2 separate regions of the Homo sapiens genome follow, and region 1 is linked to region 2. The links are chromatin loops, found by intact Hi-C in ENCODE. Cell type or tissue: ascending aorta. All regions are shown on one strand. Each heading gives the region's core, and the rest is flanking DNA. Links, peaks and the distances in the headings are about the cores only.

Region 1 (16,149 bases), core at 2,876-10,875, 550 kb before region 2:
TTGGGAGTCAAATCATCCCTCAAGTTTGGACTTTTCAGTTTCAAGAGCCAGGAAATCCTTTTATCTTTTGTACTATTTAAAATTGGGCATAAGCATAAAGTTATTTGCAACCTGACTAGTGTGGCTTAAGCATTAGCAGGGTGGCTGTGGCAAGTGAGTTAGCCTCTTTGAGGCTCAGCTGCCTCCTCTGTAGAATAGGGGCAATGGTCATATCCATCTCCTCGGGCTGACGTGAAGAGCGAACGAAACAATGCATGCTAAGTGCTTCATATGGGGCCGAGCATGAAGTAGCATCCAGAAAGCGTTGGGAAAGCAGAATCATGCTTTGACATTTTGCATCTATAGCAACTTCCTTATTTGCCAACAATCCCTCCAATGACTGGCTTTTAAACTTGGAAGAAGTGTATTGACAAATTGGTGGGATTTGTCACCAAATTGCATGGGCCCTTCTGAAGATGAGCCCAGTGGTCCCATGTGCAGCGTGGAGTCCGTCCAGGGAGGAAGGGCACATCTGGTCACACAGGCAGAGTCCTTGGCAGCTCTGATGACAGGCTTGATTTAAGGATCTTTAAGTCTGTAAATAGAGGATTGATCTTTTCCCTCATTGTCAATGTTGTTCTCTGGCGCAGGATCTTAACAGCATTTGTTTGCCATGAGAGGCTGCATGACTTGGAGCCAGTCAATCTACGGTGACAGCAAAGCAGTTGTGACTCTAATGTACTGCCACCAAAAACACTTTCTTTTCCGTCTCTCAGCCTTAGCAGGATCATCTGAGCCACTGCCAGTTCAGAGTGAGCTGGGGCTGCTTTTCCAGGAGGGCAGTTGGGGACCTGACTTTTGAGGAGATTCTGAGGTTTACTGAAGGAGCAAACCCTATGGGGTTAGACAGAGTTTTGTGAAATCTGAGCTCTGCCTTCTCTGTACTTCAGTTACTGCCTCTGTAAAATGGGGGTGTGGACACTGTAGACATTAAATGGCAGTGTATAAAGGAGGCACCATCTGGAGCATTTGTCCAGCCTGCAATGATGCCGTTTGTCTGAGAAGGTTGTAGGGATCATTTCTGGTTTGAATCTCAGCCCTCTTCCCAGCTCAGCCACCAGCCATCTGGAATTGTGGGAGAGGTCAGACGGCTGCAAAGCCTCTATGTGGAATTGGAACTAAATACACATATTTATCAGTATTTAATGGAAGACTGCAGGATGCTTGCAGAGTCTACAGAAGGCACTGGTAAGGTGGCTCTTTTAGTCTGGGAACAAGAACTGGGCAATGGATGCCTCAGAGGCTGAGTTGGACTGACAGAGCTGTGACCAGTGTCTAGAACCTGGGATTCTCCACTAAAGTCAGATTCTCAGGAGAGAGTTGGATTGGCCCAACTTCAGTCATGTGCCACCCCTCTGCTGCCCAGGAGGGATGGGTGGCTTGAGGGACAGTCCTGCCAAAAACACCTGGGGAGGAAGTTTCTCAAAAGAAGTAATGTGGAGGAGCTGTTCCCAAAGGAAGCGGGGGATTCTGAGAAGGCAGGAATAACTGAGGCCATGAGCACAGACAGAGGATGAAGCAGAGGTCAAGGTCATGTGACCAGAGGAGAGAACTGGAGCAAGACATGTATGCACACACACATGCACACATGGACACTCACATATGCACACTTACATGTACACATGCACACTTACATGTACACATGCGTACACACGAGCTATGGAGAATGGTTGCCTTGATTCCTTACTATGATGGATTACATTTTCTGAAAATGGACACAAAATAAATTTCTGGTCCCATGTCCTCATCTGGAACCTTACCTTGCCACCCGCTGTCAGGACATGGTGTTGAGTCCTTCCCTTGATCAGGGAGGCCTTTGTGACTGTGTGAGCTCAGGCTAAATGGTGTTACATGTCTGCCAAGGTTGGCCTGTAAAAGGAGATACAGCCGGTGCTGCTCTCTAGCTATACATGTGCCTGGAGCCCAGTGCTGTGCTGCAAGCAAAGCCCAACTCCAGCTGAGCCACCCCACAGCAACGCGTGCCCAGTAGCCAGTTGTGTGGCTTGTGTGAACCACCGTGGTCCTAGGTTGGCAAGGCTTGAAGAGAAATGAGCCTACCCTGCCTTGCCCCACCCAAACTGCAGATTTGTGGGCAAAATAAATGATTGTTGTCATGCTAACCCACTAAGTTTTGTAGTGGTCTGCTATGCAGCAAGACAGAGTTCTTACTCATTACTTTCCTTCTCCAAGTCCTTGCTGTGGTCCTGCCCCAAGGTTCCAGGGAATAGCCTAGTGCTGGCAATAACTCCTTTTTAATTTATGTCTGACCTGGGTTTGCCACTTGCTGCTAATGGAACCTTGAAAATAGGGCCCCTTGGCTGGGTGCGATGGCTCATGCCTGTAATCCCAGCACTTTGGGAGGCCGAGGTGGGCACATCATGAGGTCAGGAGTTTGAGACCAGCCTGGCCAACATGGTGAAACCTTGTCTCTACTAAACATACAAAAATTAGCCGTGAGTGGTGGCAGGTACCTGTAATCCCAGCTTGCTCAGGAGGCTGAGGCAGGAGAATTGCTTGAACCCGGGAGGCGGAGGTTGCAGTGAGCTGAGACCATGCCATTGCACTCCAGCCTGGGTGACGAGACTCCATCTCAAAAAAAGAAAAGAAAAGAAGGCCCCTCAAGGCCTTACGTAGTGACGCCACCTCAACGAACTCACCACAGTCCTGAGGCTGGCTTTGTCCTGATTTCTGAAAATGGGTCCATTGGCTAGGACCAGTCACAGGAGGAAGCTCACAAGGCTGCACTCCAGAGCAGGTGTTGGTTGGTTCATCTACAGCCAGAACCAACTTCCCAGGGACTAAGCAGCATGTGTTCATGTGCTCTCTATGTGAGCAGGTGCAGGTGGCTATAAGAGCATGGGTCAGAACAAGGAAACACAGTAGATGGCATGATCCCAGTGGCCAAGGGCACAAGTTGACAGGGCCTGAAGGATCTATGTTCTCAGGAAGGAACATGGTCACCAGGGAGACCAGATACCCCACAGTGAGTCTGGTGACCACATTCCCTTCTCACCAGCCCTGCCCACATTTGCCCCTGTGAATTACCCTACCCCTTTTTTTGGGCGTTTCCACATTCTGGTGGTGGATATTTTAATTTGTTCACCTCATGGGCTGGGAATCTCTTTTCTCTTAAAGGTGACATTGCATAGGTATGTTCCAAGTCTTATTGACTTTTAACTCTCAGGGACACTGTTATTTCTCTGCTTCTAAGCCAGTTTTATAAATTACTGTGTAGGAAGTGCTTAGCACATGGTACATGTCTTAGTTTGGATTCCCCGAGAAGCTGATCCGAAGCAAGTATTTTGGTGCAAGTCATTGGTTTGCTAGGCAAAGGGGTGTAGGGAATTGGGATGGGTGAGGAGTAGATTACCCAGGCTGCTACCACTGTGGGTGACTGGATCCTCATCACGCTGTGCAGCTCCTCATAGAACAGCATAGAACATATGCTTCAGAATTATTCCCCCTGGAGGGCCAGGAGCGTGTGGGAACTGTGGAATTTACACACAACTCCTGAGAGTGAGGGCTGCCGGGGAGGTGTCGTTTTCTTGTCTGGCAAGAGGGACAGAGAAGCTTTTCTTCCACTGGCCTGGAAAAAAAGCCCTTAGGCATTTGGAAATCAGCTAGAGCCCCCTGAAAAGGGAAGTACCAGGCCTCAGACAGGCACTGAAGGTGTCAATCATAGCAGGCATTTTAAGTGGCTCCACAAGCAGCTTCTGGAGGACCCAGCACATTCAGTGTACTTCACAAGCAACCCCGTGGTGACCTTGGGCATAGCCTCGGAGGTGGCTATTCCTATTGACCCAACCATGTAGGCCAACTGTAGATCTGAGTGGAAAGGGGCTGTGAACCTCATTAAGCCATGGGTGCTCAAAGCTGATGACACAAAGGAAAGGTAAGATGTATGATCCCTGCTCTCGAGCTGAGCTTCGAGCTGAGGGCATGACACTTATAAACACTAGGCTCTTAGGGAATGATGGCCTTGTAAAATGGCCTGTGCTGCTTTGTTTACCAGGAATGCCCTTCTCTGGACATGCAAATCAAAACCCCAATGAGGTGCCATTCTGCAATCTTAGGATGCCTAGAATCAAAAAATAGAAAATAACAAATGTTGGTGAGAATGTGGGGAAATTGGAACCCTTGTGCATCGCTGGTGGGAATGTAAAATGGTTCAGTTACTGTAAAAAACTGTACGATGAGTCCAAAAAAAATTCAGCATAGAACTGCCATATGACCTAGCAATTCTACTTCTAGGTAAATACCCAAAAGAATTGAAAATAGGTACTCAAGTGAGTATTTGTTCATGATTGTTCATAATAGCCAAAAATTAAAAACAATCCAAATGTCCAATGGATGAATGAATAAACAAAATGTGGTATACCCATACAATGGAATATTATTCAGCCATGAAAAATAAAGTACTGGCCAGGTGTGGTGGCTTATGCCTGTAGTCCCAGTGCTTTGAGAGGCTGACGCAGGAGGATTGCTTGGGGCCAGGAGTTCCACACCAGCCTGGGCAACATCATGAGACCTAGCCTCTACAAAAAATAAAAAAAACTTGCTAGCTGTGGTGGGTCACACCTGTAGTACTAGCTATTTGGGAAGATAATGTAGGAGGATCTCTAGAGCTCAGGAGTTCAAGGCTGCAGTGAGCGATGATTATGCCACTGCACTGCAGCCTGGACAACAGAAACCCCATTTCTAAAATAAATAAAAATAAATGAAGTACTGATACATGCTGCAATGTAGATGAACCTTGAAAACATGGTGAAAGAAGCCATACACAGAAGTCACCTGTTGTAGGATTCCATTTCTGTGGAATATCCAGAATAGGTGAATCTGCAGAGAGAATGCCGAATGATGTTTGCCAGGGGCTGTGGGCAGGGAGGAACGGGGAGAAGCAGCTTCATGGGTACCAGGCTTTTGAGTCATGAAAATGTTCTGGAACTGATAGAGGTTGGACGATATTGTGAAACTGCTAAAAGCCGTTGAATTGTTTGCATTAAAATAGCCCATTTTATATAAACTTCACCTCAAGAAATTATTAAACAGAAAAAAAAAATTCTCTTTCCTCGAGGCTCAGTTGACATGCCAGCTGCCCAAAGGCATGTCTTCTGGTCCAAGTGACTGGAGGTGACTTTCGTGACCTCATGGCCACTGGGTTCCTCTGCTTCTAGATGCTTTGTCTCCTAGCTGCCATATGTCCCTTCCTCCTGACTCTGAGAGCTGAGGGCTGGGGCCAGTGTCTGTGTCCCTTCCTCCTGATTCAGGACTGGGGGCTGGGGCCAGCCATTCCTCTCATGCTCTGAGGCTCACACTTACTTCAGCCTTGCTGAGTCGCTTATGCCCCTGCAGCTCCTACTGTGGGTCTGGAGTTTGGGCTCAGCTGTCTTTCTCTGGGGCCATTTGAACAATCCTGGTGGATAGAGCAGAAAGAGCATGCGAACTTGGAGTCAGATAGACCTGCGTGACCTCCTGTGAATGATCTAACCCTCTGAGCCTGTAAAATCAGGGTACCTGCTCCCTGATGTTGGCATGTGGATACCTGAAGAATGCCTGAGTAGTGGGTGCAGCTCTTGTGGCACAATTACCCCAACTCCACTCCCATCTTCTCTTCCTCTCTTAACGGGTCACTGACTTTTCTGGTCCTGAAACACACATGCTCCTCAAAGGGACTTGCCTGGGGCACAACTCTCACTCTGCAGTATCCCTACTTGTGAGCTCCCCATATCCTAGACTAGGGTCCCAGACCCGAGGCCCTCCATAATAAGACATGAGCTGGGTTCCCACCATTCTCCCCCGTGCCATGTTTCGGCCACGCGGAATCCATGCTGCTTGCCGCAGTCCTTAGGCTGCCCTCTCTGCCTTGTGTACCTTGCCCCCATTTCTGCACACATTTCCGCTATCCTTCAGGGACTGGCTCAGATGCCACCTTCTCTTTACAGCCATCCCACTTTGTGGAAAGGTCTGTGGTGTTCCCCCCTCTGAACATTCCTGTGCCCCTTTTGTGGCATTCATTTCTCGCTCTCTCCCCAGTGTTCGGCCAGGCCGTGTGGGCCCAGGGCGAGGCCCTGGTTTGCCCAGCATCAGCAGAGACGTTTTAGTGATGCATGGATCTGAGGGCTGGTCTGTGTGCGGAGAGAGGCTGCTCCCAAGTGGGAGATGCTGAGGTGCTTGGCAAAGATGGGACTTGAGAGAGGCCTTGATTGATGAGTGGGCTTTGAATAAGGAATCAAAGAGTCTTGAGAGCTCAGAAGTGAGCGGCAAGCACTTTTTGTCTCCCCCTGCAGCCTGGGAAAGCTGAGTGGAGCAGACAGTGAGATACCCTCTTCACTCCTTTCCAGACCAGGGTTTTCTGGCCACAGTCTTGGACCTTACTCATGGCAGGGCAGGAATGCCCAGAGTTAACACCCAAGAGCATCCTTCAGTAAGGACAGATGGGAATTGGAGGGTTCCAACCCTTCCAGTCCCTCAGGCAGGACATCTCTGAGGCACACCCCGCATCATCCCGGAGCTCCCCAGGGACTGAGCCAGGCACCTGCAGTGCTGCCCCTGTACTGGCTTCCCCCTGCCCTACCTCACATCCCCATACCCCAACAGGTGCCCCTGGGATCACCTCTCAAATAAGTGGCTTGCAGTGCAATTGTTGTCTCAGGGGCTGCTGCTGGGGACTCTGTCTAAGCTAGGGAGCAAAGAAAGGACTTTCTCTCACTGTTGAAACACCTGAAGAATGTCTAGATGGGTTTTCCTGGTCCCTTGAAGGGTCAATGCCTTGGCTAACAGCTCTCTTTTGGTGCCAGACAGTAACAAATCTAATGCAAACTACAGTTCTCAAAGTGAGGGAGCGTCAGAATCCTTGCTAACACTAGGGTGCCAGAGCCTTAGCTTCAAAGTTTCAGACATAGCAGGGCCAAGGGAGGCCAGAATTTGCATTTCTAACCAATTTCTAGTCATACTGGAAAGCCGGGACCACACTTTGAAAACAACTGCTCTTGACTAGAGAATAAAAGTAGCCTGGGTTGAAAAGTGCTCTGCAGCTTTTTTAATGAAGTAAATTATTATTTTACACTCTTCTGCAATTAGTTCAGCCTTGACTGTTGAGCTTAGTTTTCCTTTTTTTTTTTTTTTTTTTGAGACGGAGTCTCGCTCTGTTGCCAGGTTGCAGTGCAGTGGCGTGATCTCAGCTCACTGCAACCTCCACCTCCTGGGTTCAAGCAATTCTTGTGCCTGAGCCTCCCGAGTAGCTGAGACTACAGGCATGTGCCACCTTGCCCAGCTAATTTTTCTATTTTTAGTGGAGATGGGGTTTCGCCGTGTTGGCCAGGCTGATCTCAAACTCCTGACCTCAGGTGATCTGCCCGCTTCGGCCTCCCAAAATGTTGGGATTACAGGCATGAGCCACTGCGCCCAGCCAGTTTTCCCGCTTTTGAAGCTGTCTGATCTGTCTTGCTCTTCAAATCTGAATTGCCATTCACAGAAGCAGCCACACGAGGGTGGTCTAGCCTTTGACAAGAGCCGCTCTGCTTGCGTTGTAGACAGGATCTGAGTGACACCTTTTCTGATCAAGAAACCAAAGTGTTCCTTCCCTATATCAAACATAGGGCATTTAAAAAGTCCAAGATAATCTCCTTTGTCTTGACAGGTGGCTGCTCAGAGAGGCTTTTTTGTTTTTCTCTAGGATATTTTAGAAACGGTTTGGGAAAGCAGAGGTCTCTGCCTCTCCAAAGCAGCACAGCTTTTAGTGTGGTTCTATTTCAAATTCTGAGGTACTGTCTCAAAAATGCTTCCTGGTGAGCATTTTGGTCTAATGGCTGACTTTGGCACTTTGTCCCGGGATGGTTCCGAGGCGATGAATGCACAGTGTACAATGGGATGACCGCGATGGCATGTGGGGGATCAGCTCAGGGTGCCGGCGCAAGGCCCCAGGCAGCCCGTTCTTGCCAGCCAGTGCCTATGACCAGCGAGGGGTGGGGGCATCGAGAAGATCCTGCCCCTCCCCACGACCCTACCCCTTCTCCCGTGACATCAGAGTGTCATCCCAGGTGGAATATTCCCAGTATCCCTTCCTGCTCCCAGCTGTGGGCCCCTGGAGGGCACTCCGGGTGATGAGGATTCTCATCCCTGCTGAGTTGGAAAGGGGCACCCTGACAGGAGAGCTGGCCATGCCCCAAGCCTCCCCAGCCTTGCCCTCTGCATTCCTTGAGGGCCCTGTCTTCATGGGGATGGGGGATGGCAGCTGTCAGCAACAGGCCAAGTGGTTCTCTCTTCTGTCCCCAGCCTCGAGTGGAAGCAGAGGCTGCATTAATTTAATTTAAAAATTTAAGCCAAAGTTCCAACTCGTGGTACAGAGATCCAAGAGCATAGAAGGTTTGTAAGGAGAGCAGGTACCTCTTGTCCTGCCCCTTGCTTTCCCTCGCATTCAGGCTCGTGGGGTAAACACTTGCAACTGTTCCTATGTTTTTGTTCTTTTGGCAGTTACCTCTGTAATTCTAAATAATGAGCTTGTAATTCAATTGCTTGACTTATCAATTTTGGACAATCTTCAATGACTATTACAATGGAATCTTACAAAATAGTCTCTTAGCTAATTTCATTAGATTTAGTTCTAGTGATGACCTTTATAGCTTTAAATATGTAATTCCTCTCTGCTTCTTATTCCATCAATGATAGAGACTGTTGTCTAACTCTCTGCCCTCTCGGACGGGGATAACAGTTCTCTCAACCATCTCTTCCTAAGTCCCATCTCTGTGACTAACCCTTGAGCTGCTGTCACCTCCATGCTCTCCTCCACCTGTGGAAATAGAACCCTGACTTGCGTGTGGCCACTCAGCCTGAAGACCATGCTTCCTACTTTCTCTCCCACTAGCTGTGGCATATACCTCATCTGGTTGATGAGATGTAGTTTGAAGTGTTGTGTGGGACTTCCTAAAACTAGGGAGGCTAGGCCATCTCCCATGTCTTCATTCAACTGCTTGAAATGCAGATGTGATGGCTGGCACTTTGGCTGCTATTTTGGACCATGCAGATGTGGGCCAGATCCTAGGGATGGTAGAGAGGAGGGTGGAAGGACTTGGCTCCCTTTATTTCATAGAGCTATGATAAGTTCTCTTTTAGGCAAGTGAGAACTACAAGTCTATTTTGTTTACATCATTTTGAGCTCATCAGTTAGATGCCATCAAAACTAATTCTAGATAATATGGTAAAAACTGTCTTCACATTTACAGCATCAAGGATGACTACATTTACCTTCTGTTCTACAGCGATGATTAGGTTTATTCTTTGTCTAGATTGAGTCTAAGCATTGAAAAGAAATAAGAAGCATTTTCACTATTAGGCCTAACTGTTGATTACTATAGAAACACACACATGTAGGACTTGCTCTGTTCTCTCCCACGATGTCTGTACCCCCTAAAGGGTGACTTTCCCAGATTCAAAGTCCAGTGTACAGCCTTCTCTTTTCCAACCCTCCTTACACCATGCTTATTTTAGTTTACTTTCTATTCGGCTATATCTTTATGGAACAGGATCTTGTTTTTCTTGGAATTCCTAATTGTTTTTGTCTTTGTTGCTTTTGCTGTTGACAAAATAATGTGCCTTAATCCCTTCATCTCATGGGCCAGCCTTTCCAGAGCACCCCTCATTGCTTGAAAAGCCCTTTACCCCTGGAGTCACTCCCTAATGATCCTTGGACCTTTCCAGTCTGTATGGGTTTCCTTCATCCTCTGGAAAAGTTATTCTATTTTTTTTATGGCTTTCCCCCATTTACTTTCTCTCCTCTTTCTCTTGTTTTTGCAATTTTGGCCTCTCTCTTGCTTGCTTGCTTTCTTTTTTTTTTTTTTTTTTTTTTTTTGCCTGTGCCCTGGGAATTAAAAACAAACAAATAACTTTATTGTGTATCCTTTCTATTGACTTATTATTTGCCTTATCTGGCCAATTATATCTTTATTTTCTAAGCTTACTTTCATGATCTCATGTTCCTGACTGGTCCTTTTTTCTAGTATTCTGTTCTTCTATTGTACTTTTTGCCTTGTTCCTTTTTATATATAAGGAATGCAATTACCTCTCAAAATTTATGAGAACAAACTCAAGTCCATAGAAACCTCTGGAGCTGAGAATCCTCAGTTCAAATGCTGGCTCTGCCACTTACCAGCTGCATGATCTTGGGCAAGTTAATCTGCCTCAAGGCTTTGGCAAGATCAAAGGGTTGCTATGACCTGATGCACACATGGTACCTGACTTCAGGTAGGTACTGAGTGCATGTCACTGGTGGCAGATTGCATTGCCCAAAGGCGTCTGAACAATTAAAGATGTCCCAGACCTCCTGCTCTAACAACATGACTGACATTGCTCTCACTGAGAGGTGGCGTCTATGTTCCTCCCGTTTAATCTGGGAAGAGAGGAGTTCCCAGGCTAGGTCATAGAAGGTGATGCAGGTTCCACTCAGCTCACCTGTGCTCACTCCCTCTTCTTTTTTTTCCTCTCTCTCTCTCTCTCCCTCCAACTCCCCATACCTCTGTCTCTCTCTGCTCACCCTTGAATGCAGCTACCATGCTGTGAGGAAACCTGGACTAGGCCAGCTGGAAAGAGGACATGGACAGGCCTATTTGGGGAGGAGCTGAGTGAGGCCCCAGTGACAGCAAACATCAGTTGTCAGATGTGCAATGGATGAGCCTTCAGCAGGCTCTGCTGTGCCCTTTTCAAATGCATATTTATTATGCAGCCAGAGTTGGCAGCAAGCACTAAGCTGTGACAGTGCATGAAGTAATTTAATTGGTGAGGCCCATTCTTGCAACTACCTCTGTGACTAGTGGAGACAACTCAGATCCCAGATAAAGGATGGGGTGCTGGGTCAGCATGCCAAACCCAAGCTACCCCAGGGGGCTCAGAGGAAGAATAATGTGCTGGAAAGTGCTCTGTGGCATGTAAAAATGGGTGTCTTCTCAGGATCTAGCAGTGGGACTAGATTTGGGTAGAAGTGCCAAATGAGAGAAAGCAAAGACCCTAAGGATGAGATTTAATGAGGTTGCTGCCCTGTGTCTGGCCTGTCCCCCGCTGGTGCTCCTCTTCCAAGGGCATTCCTGCCCATGGGGAACAGAGGCTTTGGGTAAGGAACACAGCCATCATATTGTATGAACAGCCACACAGGGAGGCTGGCATGAAGCTAATACAGGCTAGAAGTCTCTCCTGGGAGGAGGCTGCCACGTGGGGGTCACAGAGTGCTGAGGGCCACTTGGAAAGTTGTGGATCCAACAAGGATCCTGGGCCCTGGAAGCTCCACAGCATCCCTCAGTAGCAGGCTGTGAAGTATCTGACCTGTGTTATCAGTAGACGGTCTTGGTCTTGACTGCAAGTTGTCCAGGTTCTTGGTGTTTTGAACAAAGAATTAGATAAAATGCACAGCAAAGCAAGGAAAGAATGAAGCAATGAAAGAGCAAAAACAGATATTTATTGAAAATGAAAGTACACTCCACAGTGTGGGAATGGGTGGAGCAGCAGCTCAAGGTCCAGGATATAGAATCTACAGAGTCCAAATGCCCCTTAGAGGTTTCCCATTGGCCACTTGGTGTTCACCCGGTGTAAATGAAGTGGCGGCCTGCTTTCTGCAACCAATCAGAGGCTGAAGTGAAGTTACAAAGTTACGCTCCTATGCAACATCTGATTGGTTGCACAAAGCAACCAATCAGAGGTATTTTCAGTTTCGCATCTGCTGCACAGAAAAGGTGAGGGTTTGCAAAGGGAGTGATTTCTGATCTTTTTGTTACTAAGGTGTGGAAAGTTAGGGCTTTACTTTGAATTTAGTACTAGGAAGTCAGCTTGAAATGGCCTTAGGTTCCCTGCCTCCAGACCCTATTCTTCTGCCTCATCTGGACCACCCATGTGAGGGCCGCTCTTCGGAAGATTTATCCTTAGAGAACAAAGGGCTCAGAGAAATACTGCCTCAAGCTGCACATTGGCCCAACTCAGTTTTATTTTATTTTATTTTATTTTATTAATTTATTTATATATTTGTTTATTTATGACAGAGTCTTTTTCTTGTCGCCCAGGCTGGAGTGCAGTGGCATGATCTCGGCTCACTGCAACCTCCACCTCCCGGGTTCAAGTGATTCTCCTGCCTCAGCCTCCTGAGTAGCTGGGAGTACAGGCGCCTGCCACCATGCCCAGGTAATTTTTGTATTTTTAGTAGAGACGGGGTTTCACCATGTTGGCCAGGCTGGTCTCGAACTCCTGACCTCAAGTGATCCACCCGCCTCAGCCTCCCAAAGTGCTGGGATTACAGGCTTGAGCCACTGCGCCTGGTCAGTTTTTTTTTTTTTTTTAAGTTTCTTCTTGGCATCACCAGTTAAAAGAGATTGAGAACAAGAACGTTCTTTCAGCGTGCCCACACCCCTGCCTGGCTTAACGGGTTTGAAATGTGAGGGGAAGCCAAGTAGCCAGCTTGCCTCTGTTACTCATGGCCCAGTGGGTCGGCTCATGACCCTCAGGCCAGCCTGTGCCACTTTGGTGACTGGTGGCTACTTTGTGGTCAACTCTTGAAGCATCAGCACAGCATGAACAAACCAAAAGTGAAATTCAGAAATGGCTGCAGAAGCCAAACTGTTACCCAGCCCCTCTGAAATCCCCCAAGCACTGGGGGAGCCACAACCAGTTTGGGGGCCATTAGGAACATTTTAATCTATAAGGCTATGTGCTATGGAGGGGTAGGGGAGAGATGGTTGCAGGAGGCCATGGGAGGGTTGAGACCCACAGGCCAGAGTCCAGGCCATAAGACCCTCATGATGAGAATGTTGACAATAACAAAATACTACTACTACTACTGCTGCTACTACTACTGCTGCTGCTGCTGCTGCTGCTGCTGCTGCTACTACTGCTACTACTTACGTTTTAACATTTTTCAGAGCTTTGCTATTTATGATTATTCTGTCCTAGATGATTGCAGCAACATTATGAAGTACGTCTCAGGTTGAGTCCCCTAGAAACAGACCCTGAGATGGAGATTTGCATGTAGGGGTTCGTTGGGGAGGGGATCTTGGGAGTCCCACCTGGGAAGGGTAAGAGAGCAGTGGGGCTTTGATGCTGCTGCAACAGAGGCCTCCACTGGCCCCTGGGGAGCTTGGAGCTTTGGAAACCTGCAGAGTTGAAGCAAGGGTTCCCCGTGTCCCTTCCATAGGCTGCTCATTAGACCAGCGGGGGGTTTGGTGAGGATGCAGAAGGCGCTCAGCCACCAGTGTGGAAGGGGTACCCTGGCCTTGGAGCAGAATCTGAAGAGGACACTGAGCACCCACCACACATGGGCACTCTCAGGATCTCTGCTACAGAGCAGGTGCTGAGTAGTGAGATTTGCCCAGGGAATGAGCCTACCTGGTGGGATCATCATGTGGACCTGGAGGTCCTGACTTACTCAAGACCACTCAGCTACTAAGTGGCCACACTGGGATTCCAGCTAAAGACTGTTTTAGGTTAGAGCTTCCTGATCTCAGAATGGACCCCCTGACCTAAGAATAGGACCCCCCCCCACCTCAGGATGGACTCCCCAACATTAGAATAAACTCTCTGACCTCAGAATGAATTCCTGGGCCTAAGAATGAACTTTCTGACCTCAGAATGGATTCCCTGACCTCAGAATAGACTCTCTGACCTCAGAATGGACCCCCTGACCTAAGAATAAATCCCCCACCTAAGAATGAACCTCCAACCTGAGAATGAACTCCCGAAGCAATAATGGATTCCCTAACCTAAGAATAGACTCTTCAACCTAAGAATAAACTTCCTGACCCAAGCATGAATCCCCTGACCTAATAATAGACTCCCCAACCTAAACAGGAACTTCCTGACCTAGGAATGAACTGCCTGACCTCAGAATGAACTTCTTTACTTAAGAATGAACTTTCTGCCATCAGAATGGACCCTTGACCTCAGAATGAACTCCCCGACCTCAGAATGAACTCCCTGACCTCAGAATGGACTCCCTGACCTCAGAATGGACTCTCTGACCTCAGAATGAACTCTCTGAACTCAGAATGAACTCTCTGAACTCAGAATGAACTCCCTGACCTCAGAATGGATTCCCCGACCTAAGAATGGACTCCCTGACCTAGGAATGAACTCTCTGACCTCAGAATGAACTTTCTGAACTCAGAATGGACTTCCTGACCTCAGAATGGATTCCCTGACCTAAGAATGAACTCCTTGATCATTTTGCAGGTGATGCTCGGGAGCACCAGTAGGGAGTGGGAAAGCAAACAGGGAAGGGAAAGAAGGCCAGCCAGGCACAGTGGCTCATGCCCATAATTCCAGCACTTTGGGAGGCCAAGGTGGGTGGATCACCTGAGGTCAGGAGTTTGAGACCAGCTTGGCCAACGTGGTGAAACCCCATCTCTACTAAAAATACAAAAATTAGCCAGACGTGGTGGTGCACACCTGTAATTCCATCTACTTGGGAGGCTGAGGCAGGAAAATTGCTGGAATCTGGGAGGTGGAGGTTGCAGTGAACCATGATCATGCCACTGCACTCCAGCCTGGGCGACAGTGACACTCTATCTCAAAAAAAAAAAAAAAAAGAAAGAAAGGAGGCACTGGGAATGCTGAGGGGCTCTGGCAAATGGTGATTATCTATCCAGAGCCCTTTCTGAAGCATTGCTCTGCAGACCCGCCAGCCAGGGTTTTCATTAAGTAGCATTAAGTCATAACCTTAAGTAATAAAGCAAGCATGCATAGAAGGGCAAAGCCAGTCACTTCTCAGACCCCGAACCCCTCAGTGAAGGTTGGTGCATGCAACGGGCTGGCCCTTTGGTGGAGACTGAAGAAAGAGTTTATTGCAGGTGGGAATATTATTTAAACAGGGATTGATGGAGGACAAAAGGGGCTTCTGGTTCCATGAGGCAGGAGATAAATGAGATGGGAATCCTGAGTCATGCATTTTATTCACTTCTCTGGAACGAGTTTTGGGGGCTCATTTAGCAGAGAAAATAGGACAAGAAAAATGGACTCAGCTGGCATTGGACAGAGTCAAAGCCAAATGACTTCTGGGTTCTAAATTTTTTTGTTTTGTCTTTATTCATACGTGTTGGTTGTTTGGATTGTTTTTCATTGACCATTGTAAGCTAAATCCATATCAGGAGGATCTGAAAAGCTCATAATAAAAATATAAAGTAGAGACCAAGGGTTGTAAAAGTGGCATTTTACTCAAGATATAGTAAGGCTGTTTTACAATAGTGGGTAGTAATCAATAATTTAAATGAAAACCCTCAAGGGTTAGATGATGATAGAGCTGATGTTCTTCTTATTGACCAAGATGCACCAACCAGTCTTGAAGAGGATCTCGTTTTGTAAAGGAGCCATGCAGAAGAAGAATTCCCAGAGGGAGCCTAATGTCTGTGAAATGTCATATATTGCTTACACAGAAACCAGTTACTCAAAGAGCTATGCTGTTCTTATGCCCTGTGATGGATCTACTGGGGATAGAGATAAGAGCCTGTCTGCCTGCCTCAGCCTGTGCACCTGATCGTTCTTTTCCTGAAGCAACTTGTCATGCCTTCACAGTGCACACCTGACCAGTTCCAAACCAAAAAGGGATGTGCCTGGACGTGTGTGGATAGATGGCTGAGGGAGACATTATTGTTGTTGGTGAGTGAAATTGTTCTTTCTTCCTGGGTCTGGCATTTTATTTGAATGATTCTTTAGAAATTATTTAAAAATTTTCTGCCAGGCAAAAGTTTGTGCAAATGTCAACAAATAGCTTACCCTTACCCAAAAAAGGTGAGATTTGAGGTCTGGAAGTTTATGTAGTAAGGAAGACGCTAATTCTTATGGTTTTAAGATTTATAATGAGAAGTAATGGGGATTTGTCAGCATTGAATTGTGGGGTTTTTAATGAAGCTATTGTGAGAGAAAGATGAATTGACGATCTCAGGATTGAGTCCCTCCTGAAGGAACTTGGTTGGTCAGATATGGCTCTAGTGAACATCTGAGAAACAGAAAAGAAGACTTGAATGTGGTCCTTTCTGTTCTGATACTGTTATCGTCCCAGTCAGTCATGCGTAAAACATCAGCTTAGTCACTTCTTCCTCTTCCCTTTCCAGTCCCTGCCATGGGTCTCTTTTAGTATTTTCCAGT
Region 2 (16,149 bases), core at 3,068-11,067:
CTCTTTTCTTCCTTCTGTCCTCTCCTTTCCTCTCTTTTCTTTCTTCCTCCTTCTCTCTCCTTCTCTTCTTCTCTTCCTGCTTCCTCTCCCCATTCCCTCCCTCTCTCTTTCCTCTCTTTCTTTCCTGCTCCCTGTCTGTGCCCAGCTCCATGAAATGAGACTGGGCTGGTTGTGTTCTGTGATTTGACTAGCAGGTAACTTGTCTTTGTGTTCATCAGTCCTGACAGGTTGCATGCTGAAGCATGCCCGAATCTGAATGCATCTTTCTCCCCTCCTGCTACTGCCCCCTCCTGCCACTGTCCTTTCCTTGTGTGCGGACATCCCTGCAGACTTCTTTGCTTCCATCTGAGCCTGCCAGTCATTCTGTTTACCTCACAGCTGTCAACATGACTTACAGAAATTGCAAATTGGATCCCTCCCTTCCCTTGGCAGAAACCAAGGGCTGACCACCTCCTCCCACCCCCAAGAATAAGGCCTAATGCCTTTCTCTGTTTGCAACCTAACCCCTGATTCCTTCCGGTTGTGTAGTCAAACAATCTCCAAACCAAAGAGACAATATCACTTTCAAGTCTAATTTATCAATATGAAAACCAATAAGTCCTTTGATGATGTCAGGCCACACGGATAAAAAAAAAAAAGAGAAAGAGATTTAGAAAAAATAATGATGGACATTAAGAAACATTTAAAACCTGTTGAAATGTCAGAACCCTTGGAAAGGAGGCTACGAGTGATATCAACAAGAAGGTAGCTTCCTAGGGTAGAGAAAAGAATTACAGAACATACTCACTAAGTGGCACAGGTGGAATTGTCAGTGTTACTGAAATTGGCTTTGAGGAAACGAAAAGAACTGAGAAGAGAATCAATCCTTATTAGACACAGTTTTTTGTTTCATCCTGATTATGAATCACAGGCAGCACTACCTGCGTCCAAATGTCTCTAAGTGCCTCTGTCTTGTGGAAGGGTGGTTATTTTGGGTATCTCTCTTTTGAAACTCAAGTGCCAAGTGCTGAGAACTCGAAGCCCAGGTTCCATCAATCTGTGGTTTCCCAGAGGCTGGGTATTCAGGGACAACAGCTGGAAATCATTAGGCTCTCAAAAGAGAGCTGACCATAAAATTGCAGGCCACCCTAATTGTTCTAACACTTAGTTGCAGGCAAAAGAATACCATTTCCTGCACATGTTCTCAGGCAAAAATCCCTGCCCAGATGAGACTGAATTTCCAAACGGGCAGAAAATGAACCCTTGCACACCACAGCGAAAGGAAGTCCTATGACGTGTGGGACAGCGACCCCGAACCTAATCCTGACCCTGCTCTTCATCAGCTCTGGGACCTGACATTAGTTCTTCCTCTCTCCAGCCCGAGTGTCCTCACTGGTAACAGGCAGTGACAGGGGCTCCTTTGATCTTTAACTCTTATCTGGGTTCCTAAAAATGATTTGCAGTACATATAGGATAAACACATGACAAGCTAAAAATAAATACAAAAAATGGATGGAGTCGGAAGGATGAAGGAGAAAGGCAGCAGTGTTGGAAATGAGGTTGATATAAGAAAAAAAAAATAACAGATGGAATCAAGTCAATACTTTGCTAGAAGCAAGTCACCAATTTTGGACTTGATTTCCCCAGCAACCTGTGCAAAGAGAAAGGCAATAAACGGTGAATGGTAGCCCAAAGCTACCCATTGGTAGTTTAACAATATCACTCCAGGGCTCTCTCCCTTCCCTGGGTCATTTCCGCACCACCCACCTAGGATGAAATTTAGGTTTGAATGGGATTGTCACTGAGCACAGTGACCTGCAGCCAGTTCACTAACGCACATGACAGGCTCAGCGCACTGGCTCCTGCAGCTGCTCTTTAGCGCTGGTGCCTTAACCCCAAAATGTAAAATGTTAATATCATACAACTTTTTATAAAATTGCAGGGTACTTGTAGCTCTACGTGTGGTGCTCTAGGCTCAGTGTGGATGGTGTGAACATTTCAACCCCCCTCTCTGCCCTCAGGAACTTGAACATCTGTTTGTGGAGTCAGATCACAGCACTCCCGATTTGTAGGGGTGATATACTGTCTTAGAGTGGGTCCCCCCAGAAACCAAGGATCTGAGTGTAAATTATTTATTTGTGTTATGCCAGGAAATGCAAATAGGGAGGGGGAAGTGAGTCAAGGAAGGAGGCAAATTCGTCGTCGTCGTGGGTTCAAGGTGGAAAGAGAGTCATTACAAAGGGTTGTGAGCAGAAAAGAAAGGAGAGGCCTTATAGCAAGAAGGAATTATCCCCCAGACACCTCCCCGTTACAAAGTCAGTCATCAAGTCCTATTTTTAATCATAGTATTCATTGGTAGAGAGAGTGGAAAAAAACTAAAGATAGTATGGTGCCATGGGGGCCAGTGAGCAGAAAGTGTGACAATAGGTGGGTTGGTCTCCAGTGTTGGATGGGGGAGGATAGTCAGAGAGTACATTCTGTGAGTGCCCACTGGCTGGGATACTCAGCTGTCTGCAGGGTATGCAGTCAGTGCCACACCCATATCCTCAGGCCCTGCCATCTCAGACCCTGGACACAGCAACATTTAAATACATACTTTGCAACTATGTATGCTACAAATAAACCTTATTGTAATGGGTCATTCTGAGGACTATTTCCTTTTTTATGGTATTATCAGGGAAAAGGGGATTTTCTTTTGTAGACATGTGGTGAGTATCTTTATGTGATTTATATAAGTTGTTCACACGCTTTGTGTCCCTAAACACTTCATATCTCTTTGTTCTGATTCCATGCCCACCAATAGCCTTTTTGATTCTTTGTTGGCATCTCAGATGCTCTGATTCTGAGATGGAGATGACCACTGGGGAATAAGCACTGTGCTTAGAGCTAGATCTAGAGCAACTGTGGAGACCAGTGAAAGAGCTTGGACTTTGGGCTCCAGCCCTGTTTGCCAATTCTAGAACCTGGGCAATTACTTAGCCTTCCAAAGTCCTAGTCTCTTCAACGGTAAAGTGGGGATAAACATCATCATCCTCAATCTCCAGTTGTTTTGACAATCAAGACAAAAAAAGAACATAATTTTCATATCTGGTACATAATAAGGGCTTAGTGAATTGGAACGGCATTCTCATATATACATGAGGATTTTATAAATGTAAATAGTCTAAGTCATTACCTTTGATGATGATTAATCTTGGTGTTTGAATTTAGAACAGAAGAGCTACAAAAAATCAATCTAAAGTTACAGTAGAGGAAGAAAAACAAAGCAAAACGAAAACCTCTCAAATCACAAAGAACAAAACAAGAAAGCTTAGATGGACTTTTCATGTACAAGCCATGCTATTTAGCAGCCTCTGTTGTGGACCTCCATACCCTCTTCTCACTCGCTGTTTTCCTGCACCCCAACCCAACCGCTTCTAAGTGCAAGCATCTGTGACTCTGCCTGATGGGTTTTTCTGGTCTAAAGCTGGCATAGTATATGAGCTGAACGGGAGGAGAGGTCAGTGGAATTAACGCCCCAGGAGCAGACTCCATCCAATGACATTGGAGTCTCGATAAACGCCACCATGGTCTCCTCCTTCAGGTGGGACAACACTGAGGCATCTTCTACGCCATCTCCCACAGTACTTGGTCAGTCCGAGCCCCAAGTCCTGAGCATGGTCAACTGATCATTAGCACACCTGGCCTGGCTTCCTTCTCTGCCCTGTCTCAGTTCCCAGTCCCCACCAGAGCGGCTTACTGGGACCACTTTCCAAATTAACAACTGCACCCCAATCCTTGTTTGAATCTGCTTTTGAGGGAACCCATAGTAAGAGAGATAATATGTTCAGTAAAAATATTTCAGGTGACCATTATACATCTGGATTAAAATAGAGAACTTTTTTTTCCACTCAAATAGAAAAAATGACTTCTTGGGTAAAGGTTTTGCATAGGATTTAGATCATGGCTGTAGCAGAGCAACTCTGTTCAAATTCGTACTTTATAGCACACCACCTCAGGGATATTAGAATACCCAGCATAAGACATTCAGCAGGGTGCTTGGCATAGAGTAACTCTTATGGATTTTTAAATCACCTTTATAGAGGTATACTTTGCATAAAATAAATATAAGTGTAGTTTGATGAGTTTTGACAAATGCATACACCCGCGTAACCACTGCCCTGGTAAAGGCATTTCCTCAACCTCACAAAGTGTTTTGCTCCTTGACAATCAATCTTCACCCACTTCTGCCTCAGGCAGGCACCGATATGCTCTCTATCACCACAGTTCAGTGAATTTCAACTTTAAAATATTAAAGGTTGAATTCAGTCAAGTAGATAATAACGGTGTTTGGGGGATATAATTTGCTGAACTATGCTGTCTTTTTTTTATCAAAATCATTTTTTTTCATCACTTCTATGAGTAATGAAGAGAGAAAGTCAGCTTCAGAATTGCTGGGTTTCTCCTGACTCTAGTATGCGTGAGGGGAGAGGTGGAATGGGAGGGCAAATAAAAGTTGAGGTCAATTTGAAATTTGGAATGACCTCTGCTGTAAAATTTCCAGAAAAACAAATTTAAGACTCATTCATTAAATTAGGGAAAGCACCTTCAACTCTAATTTGATCTTTATTTTATCTTCTTGGAATTTTGACAGTCATATTGAATTATGGCCAGATCTTTAACTCCTATCTGGGTTAACCCTGGGAAGCAGGATCCACAAGAGATGCACGAGTTGTTCATCGAGCCAGTCAATTGCTCAGCAAATATTGATAGGGTTGCCCTCTGTGCACTAAGGGCTATCCTATATTCTGACAGCGAGAGGAAGCACCTCTTCATGGGCAGTACATGCCTGTGTAGATACGTAATAGCAAGTCAGAACACAGCTGAGCAAGGGAAAAGCCGAGGTTGCAGAGAGAATCTGGCCTGTATTCTCTTACGCAGGCCAGAAACAGGAGACATGATGGAGACAACCGCTGGAGAAGGGCTGTCTGTGAAGGTCATCTCTAAGCTGATTCTGAATGACCCAAAATGAGCTAAGAGGGCACAGATTGGAGGATCATAGCAAACAGAAAGCATTGTTTGTGCAAAGGCCCTGAGGCTGCAATAAGCATGTCGCATTTCAGACCTGAGAGCAAGTCAGGGTTGCCAAACATAGAGGGTGGGGATCAGGAAATGGGTGTTCAGAGGGAGGTCCATATCCCAGGGGGAGAGGGGTTAGAATTCATTTTATATTCTATGGGAAGCCATCAGTGGATTCTAGACTGATTACCATTTTCAAAACTTTACTCTGAATGTTAAGAGGGGTGATTAGATTGTAGAGGAGCAAGAAGCACAAGCAGAATCCACTCTGTCACCCAAGAGAGAGATGATGATGTCTTGGATCAGTGGTGCAGATGCAGCGGCCCGCTTCACATCTATTTGGAAGATAAAGTGAGTAGGATTTACTGACATCAAAGGTGTCTCAAGAATAACAACCACATTTTGTCATATAAGGTATCTGAAGTCCAGGAAGAGGTAATCTCAGAGATATGAGTTGAGAACTTGCCAACTTTTACAGGATGTCTAAAAACCAGTGGAGTGCATGAGGTCAGCCAGGAAGCATGTTTAGAACAAAAGGAGAAGGTGGCATTTTGTATTCTGCATTTGGAAGACGAAGAGAGGTAGAGGACAGCAAGGGAGATGAGAAGAAGTGGCCAGTAAGATTGAAGCAAAATGGAGACATCATGACATCATGAAAGCCAAAAAAATAAAGCATTTAAAAAATATTAATTTGGAAAAAAAAATATTAATTTGGGGAAGTAAATTCCAGAAAAAATGTTTGTGCTTACTAGTGACCACTCGTCACCAGTGACTGGTGTGAATCAGGCTGGTATAATGTCAAGCAGAAGAATATGCTTGAGTGGCTCCCTGTGCTGCCATCTTGTTCTCAACCCCACAGGCCCTGTGATTCTCCACCCTCCTTGCACTGTTCAGATTTTCTGCTTTGCACATAGAACACATGGTTCCATTTCAACATTTGCTTATTTTTCTCTTTTTATTCCATCCTCGTATCTCTGGAAAAGTGAGATTTGGCATAGTTAGCATGCAGCAAATGTTTTATTGGCTTCATGATCTCATGGTGTAACACTCGGGTTTAGTTGAAGAATCTCGAGTCCCAGTGCATGCACTTGTTGGGAGAAAATTTCGTGGTCAGCCAATAGTCATTCCTGTTTCATTTTACATGTTTGCTCTTAAGAAAACATTCTCTTATGCAGGCCAGAAACAAAGAAATATAGGAAGTCACAGGAGAATGGTTTTTGGAAATGATTCTTATTCAGACATATGGTATCATTCCTAACCCTGGATTGTTTTCCTCCTGCATTTGCATTTCACCTCTCTAGAGCTAATCTCTTTCAGTATTTTCTTAAAACCCACGTATGCTAAATGATAAATGCTGGTTAGGAGCAGAGTTGTTTTTGTGTTTGTTTGCTTTCCTGTTTTGTTTTTAAGACGTGCCCTTGGTATATAGTGACTAGATGGTTAAGTTCACCAAGGAGTCTCCCTGTTAGAACCGATTTTGTTTCTACATATTTTATTATTATCTTTTGAGGAGAAGCATATTTTTGTGGTTGCATAGCGTTGACCACTTGCTTTACTGATGATCCCTTAACTGGTGACACAAGGCATGTGATGTCATCAGGGAAAAATGCCAACCTCCAGCAAAACATTAGCTTCTCTATCCATGTTTGAGCAACTTGGAAACAATTTTCCCGATATGATTCAACTACAAAAAATTAACAACACAAACATTCCCAGTGGCGGCCTCTGCCCTTGTTCTATGGCTTGGCCTTTGCTTAGGAACGTGGGAGCCACTTGCTTCCCTGGGAAGTCTGAGGCAATTACATTACCTTGAGCCAGACAAAGAGAGACAAGAGACAAAGACATTTTTCTCTCACAGGCTCTGCCTTGCTCTCTTCTAAAGAAGAGTGCACTAACACTCCTTTCACTTGGTTTCTACTCACAGATTGTCACTTCCTCTCAGCGCTTATGGACCAAGGGACATATTGGAAGAACAAGACTCTGTTGCCTTGCCGTAGTTATTTGCACACAGATCATCAGCAATCTCCTTGTTACCAAACCTCATGGCCCCATCTCAGTTCTGCCTTCACTGGTGTCTCTGTAGCATTCGAAGTTATCTGACTCCTGGCTCTCCTCCCACCTCTCTCCTCCTTCACGAGCTCCCTTCCTCTGTCTGCTTCTTCAGTGCCTGTCTGGTTAAGTTCCTGACCTCAGTGTCGTTTCCTCCTCACAGTCCCCTTCTGGTGACATCCACTCCCATGGCTTCTCTCTGACACTTTGCTGGGTCCCCTGTTGGCATGCCAGCCTTGCTCTGTCTCTATACTCATCACATAAAACTGTCACTGGACTGGATGCACCTGGATGCATCCATTCATTTGCTTATTTACTTGCTCGTCCATTTAATTAATAGCTATGAATGCTTACTTGGGAGTGCAAATAAGAAGCACAACCCCTTTTCTCACCCACTGAGGCAGTGTTTGTGACCACAGCTACCTTCAACTCAAAATGGTCATCATAGCTCAGTATCTTGGGCCTTAAAACTGCTCACCTCTATATGAATGTTCCCCAGTACTCAAGACCTCAATCCAATCAATTCATCTCCAAACTCCGGCAATTCTATTTTCTGTTTCTTGAATTGGTCACTTTCCTTCATCATAATTTCTGCTACCACCACCCCTTGGTGAAGCTACTCCCAACTTTTGCCTGAATTAAGGTGACCCCACCCTTCTATATTCCTCTTTGTGGCTTTCTATTATTGTCTTAGGATAAAGTCCAGTTTCCCTAATCTGGTGTCTGGGGCTCCTAAGACTTGTCCCTACCACCTTCCCAGCTTCCTGCCTGGATGTTCTTTAATGAGATGCCACAGCAGCCACACCACAGACTCCTTTCAGTTGCCAGCATGCACTTGGCTGTTCTTTCACCTGATGCCTTTGCACACAGTGTCCCCCCGACTCCTCTTCCCCACTGCACTTCTGACCCTTGGCTTCTAGTCTTTTCCTTCCCCTTTTCAGTTGTTCTGTTGGTTTTCCCTTTTCCCTCCATAATCAGCTTCTCTTTTCTAACTATGCTCACTCTCCAGGTGATGTCATTCAGCCTCAGCACTTTAAAAAACATCTATACATTAATAACTCTCACTGTTATTCCCTTGCTAACTCCCACTTGTCCCTTAGGTCTCAAGTTCCACATCACTCTCTCTAGGATGCCTCCTTTAATTCTTCAGGACTGAGGTTTGGAAAAACCTCCAATTTTCCTCAGTCCCCACACTCACCCTTAACATGACACATTGTGTCATAATTGCAGTCTGCCTTGACCATGTGATATGCTGTATAAAGGCAGAGGCTCCATTTTATTCTTTGTTCTAGCACGGTTCCCAGCTCATAGGATATGCCCAGCAAATATTTGTTAAGTTGATGAATGAGATAACCTATTTTTAAGCCAAGTCACCTGGCAGGTTGTCAAGCAAAAGAGTATGCACTCTTGGAAAGGGTGGGGAACTATGAAGGAATGAAAATGTCCCCAGTGCCCTCTCTAAGAAGCAGGAAAGAGATTACACAGAGTGAGCCCCTGTTCTTCTTTCTCATCTAGAAAAGGATCACATTATCCTTAAAGCCATTTAGGAAATTCCTGAATACTGAAAAAATATGTGAAAGAAGAGAGCTCAGAGAAAGCAGCAGAAATTAGTTCTGCCTCTTAGCCCCCATTCACAAAGCAGGGATCTCAAAATTACCTACTACTATTTATCTAAGCTCTTAGATTTTTGTTAGAAATGCCCAGTTTCTCTAGAAATTAAATGTCAGAGTTGGCTGGACTTGAAGTTGACCAATTCCTGGAGCAGTTTTAATGTACAAATAATGGAACTTAGGAAGAAGTTGTATATTTAAAATACATATTTGCAAAGTCATTGTAAAGCACCTTTAAAATATGTGTTAACTGTTTTTTAACTGATTTTTGGGTCTTAGACTTCTGCACTATAAGCTTTGCACCAAAATACATTCCTAGGATAAAGAAATATCAGTTACACCATCAGAAAAGCTGCTCACTTTTTTCTACTTGACCCAAAGTCTAGGCAAAAGTGCCAGAGAGTTGGATTGACACAGGGGATTAAGGGAGTCCTGAGAAAATGTGTTTCCCTCCTCAAGTGATAGCTGTGGGAGGGTAACTGGACTACTCCAGGAAGTGAGTCTCCTCATCAGCCACCATCAGGGAGAGGAGGTCTTCCCGTGGTGATTGTGTTAGGCTGTTCTTGCGTTGCTGTAAAGAAATATCCGAAACTGGTAATTTATAAAGAAAAGAGATTTAATTGGCACACCGTTCGGCAGGCTGTACAGAAAGCATGGTGCCAGTATCTGCTTGGCTTCTGGTGAGGCCTTAGGAAACTTACAATCATGGTGAAGGCAAAGTGGAAGCATATGTATCACATGGTGAGAGCAGGAGCAAGAGAGCCAGTGGGGAGGTGCCATACACTTTTAAACAAACAGACGTCACAAGAACTCACTCACTACCACAAGGACAGCACCAAGAGGATGGTGTTAAACCATCCGTGAGAAATCTGCCCCCATGATCCAATTAGCTCCCACCAGACCCCACCTCCAACACTGGGGATTACAATTCAAAATAAGGTTTGATGGAGACATCCAAACTGTTATCAGTGATTCTGACCTTAATGCCTGGAGGAACACATGGCCTGCCTCACACCAGAAGACAAGAGACCTTTACAAAGATGTCCTGAGAGCCATGTTCTGCTGATGAATTCTGCACCTGCAGCCGGCATTGCTTCCTAGATTCAACCTGAATGCGGGGCTTCCATTTGGTTCCTTTTGTGCCTGGTTCTCAGCCAATACTTATGGTTTCACTACAACTAATAATTTCCATTTTGTATGAATAAAAACAGCACTTAGGATGATAAATGTTTATTGAAAGACTCAAATTTTCATTTACTCTACAATCCTGCAAAATAGTCATAGTATGCCCATTTTAGAGGTAAAATTATTCTCAAAGAGGATAAGTGACTTGTTCAAGATTATGTAGCTATAAATAAAGTAGTAAAGCAAAATTATTTAGTAACATATAGAATGCTAACTAACAATAAAATGTGTAACAGGAGTGCTCCTTTTTCATGGGGTTTCATTCTACACAGAGGATAATTAGCCTCTTAGACTCCCCACCCCTGTCCCTCATCCCCGGATTTCATATTCTCCTGTTCTTACTGGAGCACACATCAACCATGAAAATTTCTTGGGGAAAGTCCTGAAAACTCCAAAACAAGAGCCCTTTGAAATCTCCCATGATCCTTCACTCAGCAGTTAGACATTCACTTGACCTCACTCTATTCTGAATTCTCTTTAGGGCTCAAAACTTGATGGCTATGTTTCATATGATGTTGATCCCAGGCTTTTATGAAAACTTCCTCAAGATGTTGGGTAAGACGTTACTACTTCCAAGAATCTGTCTCCTGTCTGAGCAAAGAAGGCCTTGAATTCTTTTCCTGCAGGGGATCTGAGCTTGGCTCATGCAGTTAGAGTAGGATGAGGGACTTGCATTACTAAGGGTCTGGCTTGCACACAAAGAGAGAGAAGCTGACGGCCTGTGGCAGCCCTCAGGAAGTTATCATGAGGTGTGCGAGTGGGGGAGTCTGATTTCAACCCTTCTTTGCACAGGTAAGGAAAGGGAGATGACAATGCAAAATGACTCATCCACCACCAACAACAACTTGGAGGCAGAATTAGGCTCAGAGTTCCAGAAACTGTACTTCCCACTGCATGCTGGTGACAGGCTCACACTTGGGACTTGACCTGTTGAGGTTACTTTTTTCCCTGCATCAGTCAAGATATCATTGCCTTAGCAACAATATGTTTGGTCATTTGTTATGGTTATTGGTAGAATATTTTTACTTTTTTCTTTCTACTGGATCACTCCCAACATCATGCAAACATCTGGTGATTTCTCTTATCTTGAGAAAACCCTGTCTTAGCCCTATATTCCCCTACAAGTGCCACCTCATTTCCTTGCTGTCCTTTAAAAGAAATCTCACTTTATCTTCCCATTTTCTCTTGAGTATGCTCAAACAAAGGATATTCGAGTCAACTTGAGATGCCCCTGCCACTCAATCAATCATGTCCTACTTCTGGAGCTCCAGGCACTGTTTTAGACACTGGAGACAAATTAGTCTTTTGCTGATGACATCCATGCTACTAAATCCACAGCCAGGGCCCTGTTGTCACCTTCTTGGCCTGTCGGCATGAGCTAGTGCAGTGAGTCATGCCCTGCTCCTCAGCATTTCTGACCCTCGCATATATCTCCTGCACATCTATATTTATGTTCTTAGGAGATGTTCTTGGAAATGGAATTATTATTACTATGTGAGAAGTTACCAACATTCATTTTCTTAGCAAAAGGTAAAGCCGAATCAATACTACGTATTTGGAGAAAACTTAAATTCTAAGACATGTTCTCAAGACAGTGTAGACTTACCCTAATCTCCACAGCTGTCTATAGCTATGATACAATAACACCTTATGAATCAATGTATAATAAGGTTCTGTGTGGATTCAATAAGGTCACCATGGATTCAATTTTCTTCACTATGTGAATAAAAGCAAGAAAACAAATATTTGCATTTAGAAATAACTCTTACCTCACAAGCAGGAATAAGTAGGGTTTTCTAATGCTCCTTGGTAAGGAAGTATGAGGTCAGAAAGGCTGGGTCCAGCTCTTCCTCAGCTACTTATTAGATCTACAGCCATGAAAGAGTGATGACTCCTTGGCATCTCAGTTGTCCTTATCTTAAATGACGAGGTTGGACCAAATGGCCAAGGAGCAAAATTTTCGTTCAGCTATGAGAGGCTATGAGTCTACCAGAAATGATAATTTTCAAAAGCAACTCATTTGGTTTCTTCTACAGTTGAGTCCACATCAACCCAGTAATTCCACTATTAGACATTTACCCAAGAGAAACAAAAGCATATATCTGCAAGAACTCTTGCACCAAAATTCTCATGGTAGACTTGTTTGTAACCAACTCAAAGGACAAGCCATCCAAACATCTCTCAAGTGAATATACTCATGAACTCCTACTCAACCATAAAAAATAACTACTGATGCATACAACATACATAAATATTAGAGACACATTGAGTGAAAGAAGCTTAGCACATACTGTATGAATCCATTCACATGAAGTTGTAGAAATGAAAAACATAATCTTTTGGTGCTTGAAGTCAGACCATGGTTGCCTTGGGTTGGGACAGTGGATGCTTGACTGGGCAGAGGCACAGGAAACCGTCTTGGATGATATAATGTTCTGTGTCTCATACAGAGTGGTGATTATACACAGGTATATAAAACTGACAAAACTCATCAAGTCAAACACCAAAGAATAGGGCATTTTATTGCATGTATATAATATTCCCAAAAACATACACTTTAAAGCCCCATCCCCTAAGCACTGAGTCCAAATGTGGAATTGAAGAGTGAATTGGATGCACTGCCAATCATTGGCATGCTGCCTTCATTTTGAGGCACACATTTGAAGTTTTTGGGTGCACCCAGCTATGGGAGCAGGACGGCTCAGCCCAAGTAACAAGCTCCTCAGCCTGTGGTTCTGAATCTGGGCCTGGTCTCAGACTTCCCTGTATCCTTTGGGCAAGCTTGCTTTCCTGTCTCACCTCAGGGCTGAAAAACTGAGCTGAAGTGCTCAAATGCCTCAGAGCCCCCAGGTGAGTGGTGAAGCCCTTTTAGAGGAAATACCAAATGCAACTCTAGAATGGATGTAGCGGTGTAGCCTCCCAAAGTCCATTCTTAGTGGTTGGCTCACAGAAGTCCCAAAGCTGCCAATGTGCTTTATCTCAATTTTACAAGTGCTAAGTACTGGAATTTAAAGCCAAGAACAGTCCTTTCAGAGTACGAGAAACACATGTTTCCCCACAGATGGTGGGACCAAAGCTTATGACCTTTGGGGAGAAGTCTTCACAGCTGTGTGATTATCTGAGCAGTTTCCTACTGGGAAGGACATGTGGAGACCAGAGATATAAACCCTAAGCAAATAAATACCAATCTGGGTAATTCAAGTAGCCCTGGAAATCCATGGTGTGACTGAATTCTTCTGCCAGGGAAGGGAAAAGTCCACCTGGAAATGGTGCTGCTGTGTTTCCTTCGGCTCTCGGTCAGTGGACGTGAGGCATGTGTCAGTGCAGCAGCGAACTTGGAGAGAAGAGAGTTCTGCATCACTGAGAAATATGCAAAAGAGCAAAGGATAGGGGTAGGGAAAGTTCTGATTGTGAGTTTGTCCCTTCCATTGAGGCTGTTAGACCAGGAGCGGGGAACTAGTTCCACCAGAGGCCACCTGCCAAAACTGTTAATGTGGAACTTTGAAATTCACAAAAAAAGCCATGTCATTTGGCATGTGTTGTTTTACCAATGCTTTTCTAATTTATGTTGAATGCATTAAACTTGAGAAATAGAATAGCTCAGACTAAAAAAACAAAAACAAAAATCTCTTATAATCTCATTGCTCCAAGAAGACTTGGGTTAACACGTCAATGTATGACTTTCATATTCAGGCATACCTCACTAATCTATAGAAATACATTCTGAGAAATGGGTTGTTTGGTAAGTTTCTCCTTTTGAAAATATCATACCATATACTTATACAAACTTAGATAGCATAGCCTACCACATATCTACGCCATATGTTATGACCCATGCTCTTAGGCTGCAAACCTGTATAGCCTGTTACTGTACTGAATACTGTAGGCAACTGTAACACAAAGCAGTAGGCAATAGTAATCTCTCAACTTCATTACAATTTTCCAGGAACAACATCATATATGCAATCTGTCAATCAAATGTCACTATGTGGCACATGACTGTTTATGCAAATATAGAACATTACTAAAATGTTGCCACACTATTACATTGTTTTGTAGCTTGTTTTTCTTTATAAATTTACCATGATAATTCCCTTGTCAATAAATGTTCTCCTATAAGATTATTTTTGTTAGAAGCCCAGTATTCCATAGCAATGTATTGCAATCTACTTATTCACCTATTATTAGACCATAGACACAAGAAAAATTGATAGGAGAAGCTAGACTTGATATTTTTAAATAGTTTTTAGAATATCACTGACTAAAAATCAACTTCAAGTGATACCTTTAACAGTTTACCAATTAAAAGCAAGAACTTGTGGGTAACGACAGAGGGTGAGACCAGATTTCAAAGTTTTCCTTCTTCTAGAACTTAGAAGAAGGAAGTGTGGACATCACTATCATCATCAAATGGGTAAAAACCATCACAGAGCCGAACACCTAGAACAGAAGCCCCTCCCGACAAGACTGACATCCCCTCAGAGATGGGAAAACCCATGGAAATGCACTCTCTTGTTTCTTCCAGGTGGGAGAAAGGGGGAAGAGGAAACCATGGACAGTCAAAGCTACGGGTCTCCAGCTACCAGCAGTACATTAGCAAAACAAAGCAAGGAGAAACAACATCAGACCACCTCCTCTGAAGGGGCAGGAGTGCCTGGGAAGCAGCAGCACAGGAGGTCAAGCCCCTCCCTGAGCACAGGCAGCTGAAGGGGCTGCTGGGAGAGACTGAGGCTGGCAGGACGGACACTGCTGTATCCCTGGTGTGCTCCATCCTGAAGCACAGGAGAACTTCCCATGATATTAGAATATGCCTCAAACAAGCAGGGATAACATTGTTTCAGGGCTTCTAATAAAACAGAAGGTGAGAGAGCAGAGCCCAGGACTCACAGTCAAAGCTACTGAACTGGGGGTTGGCCAGCTTCTCACATTGCCCAGTGGAGGACCGCATCCTGTGAGCTCTCTGTTTAAAAGATTAAATCAAGGTAACTAATCATTACATAGAGTATGGTCCATCACCTACCTTAATTATACACCTTCATAAAGGCAAAGTCAAGGATGCTTGCAAACCCTTAGCCTTTGCATGACTGAAGGCTGGTGAAATCTCAAAGATGACTGAGTGACTGCACGAGTCTAGGCATTGTGTTAGTGAGGTATAGGCCAGTAATACAATTTACATAAATCTTCCTACACTTATTCATGAAAGTATATTTTTGTATTATTTTAATGAAATCACTGAATGTGTTTTGCAATTAGGATTTTCACCTGATGTGCATTCTTTCGACAGCCATAATCTAAAGCAGTTCTCCCTCAGGGTGGTTTTGCCTTCTAGAGGACCCTGGGCAGCATCTGGAGATGTTTCTGGTGTCACTGCTGGAGGCAGGGAGCAGGTGCTCTGGCATCTGGCGGGCAGAGGCCAGGGAACTGCCAAACATCCTGCAATATACAGCTACAGCTCTGCAACACAGAATTATCCAGCCAAAATATCTCTATCTCCTATATGTAGGTTTTTGTATCTAAAATATGTCAACATTGAGAAACCCTGATTTAAAGGTTTAGTAATGAGATTTCATTAAATTAAAGTTTTAATCACCAAATTTGTTTTTATCAAAATGTAAGTTGAAAAAAATGTTAAAACATTTAAAAATCAAAATGTATTCCTAAAAAGATATTTTTCCTCAATATAATCAACATTACCTATTAAAATTAAGAGATAAATACTACTTATAATCAGCAAATATAAAATAATAAACAAAATTTTTAAATAAATAAATATTTATATGATATTTACTTGCAAATACATACTTTTTATAAAAATGAAACTATTTGCAAACCTATTACTCACTGTCCATGGAGGCATCAATGTAAGTGTTTTCTTATGTCACACAGACCTACACGTATAAAGATTTAAGGTGTCAGAAGTCATCTGACACTACATATTTCCTCAGCTGCCAGAGACGATGGTTCCAAGAGCTGCATTCACCCCTGAACATCTCCAGAGCCACACATGGAGTGTGATGAGAGTGGACAGTGGATCCCAATGCTGTTGGGAGCCCCACTCAGTGTGAGACCTTGCAGGAGTTGCCCCATCTGAGACAAAGGAACCACAACTCTACCAGTTCATTTATTTTTCCCTGAGCTCTTCCAGTGGTCAGATCCTCCTTGCACCCCAAAGAGTGTCCATCTCCAACATTGGCCGGAGTACAGCCCACACACCCTCATGGCATTTGGACACAGTCCCATTTGGTTTTGCAGACCTGGAGCAAGAGAG

What was found. A loop is a pair of places that touch in the nucleus more often than their neighbours do. Peaks named below come from ENCODE experiments on the same cell type or tissue, not always from the same donor. Only the 100,000 strongest peaks of a DNase experiment are listed, where the experiment ranks them.
Region 1: a loop joins it to region 2, with 2.3 times the contacts of the local background. A loop is called at or near these places in 5 of 110 quality-filtered maps.

Annotation. Positions count from the first base shown.
Region 1 is chr20:23,332,078-23,348,226 of GRCh38, reverse strand. The region is part of intron 1 of NXT1-AS1 (NXT1 antisense RNA 1); the gene reads left to right. It overlaps LOC105372571 (a long non-coding RNA gene), which reads left to right and starts at 12,360. Exons shown (of 3, transcript XR_937379.3): 1 at 12,360-15,660. RefSeq lists silencers at 3,370-3,590, 7,554-7,603. In ascending aorta, for the core only: a CTCF peak has its summit at 7,514; DNase peaks (open chromatin) are centred at 7,526 and 8,116.
Region 2 is chr20:22,786,653-22,802,801 of GRCh38, reverse strand. No RefSeq gene overlaps it. Among named protein-coding and RNA genes, the nearest start is that of LINC01747, 110 kb to the right of the region's middle. In ascending aorta, for the core only: no CTCF peak of the experiment used is centred there; a DNase peak (open chromatin) is centred at 6,701; H3K27ac peaks cover 2,304 bases.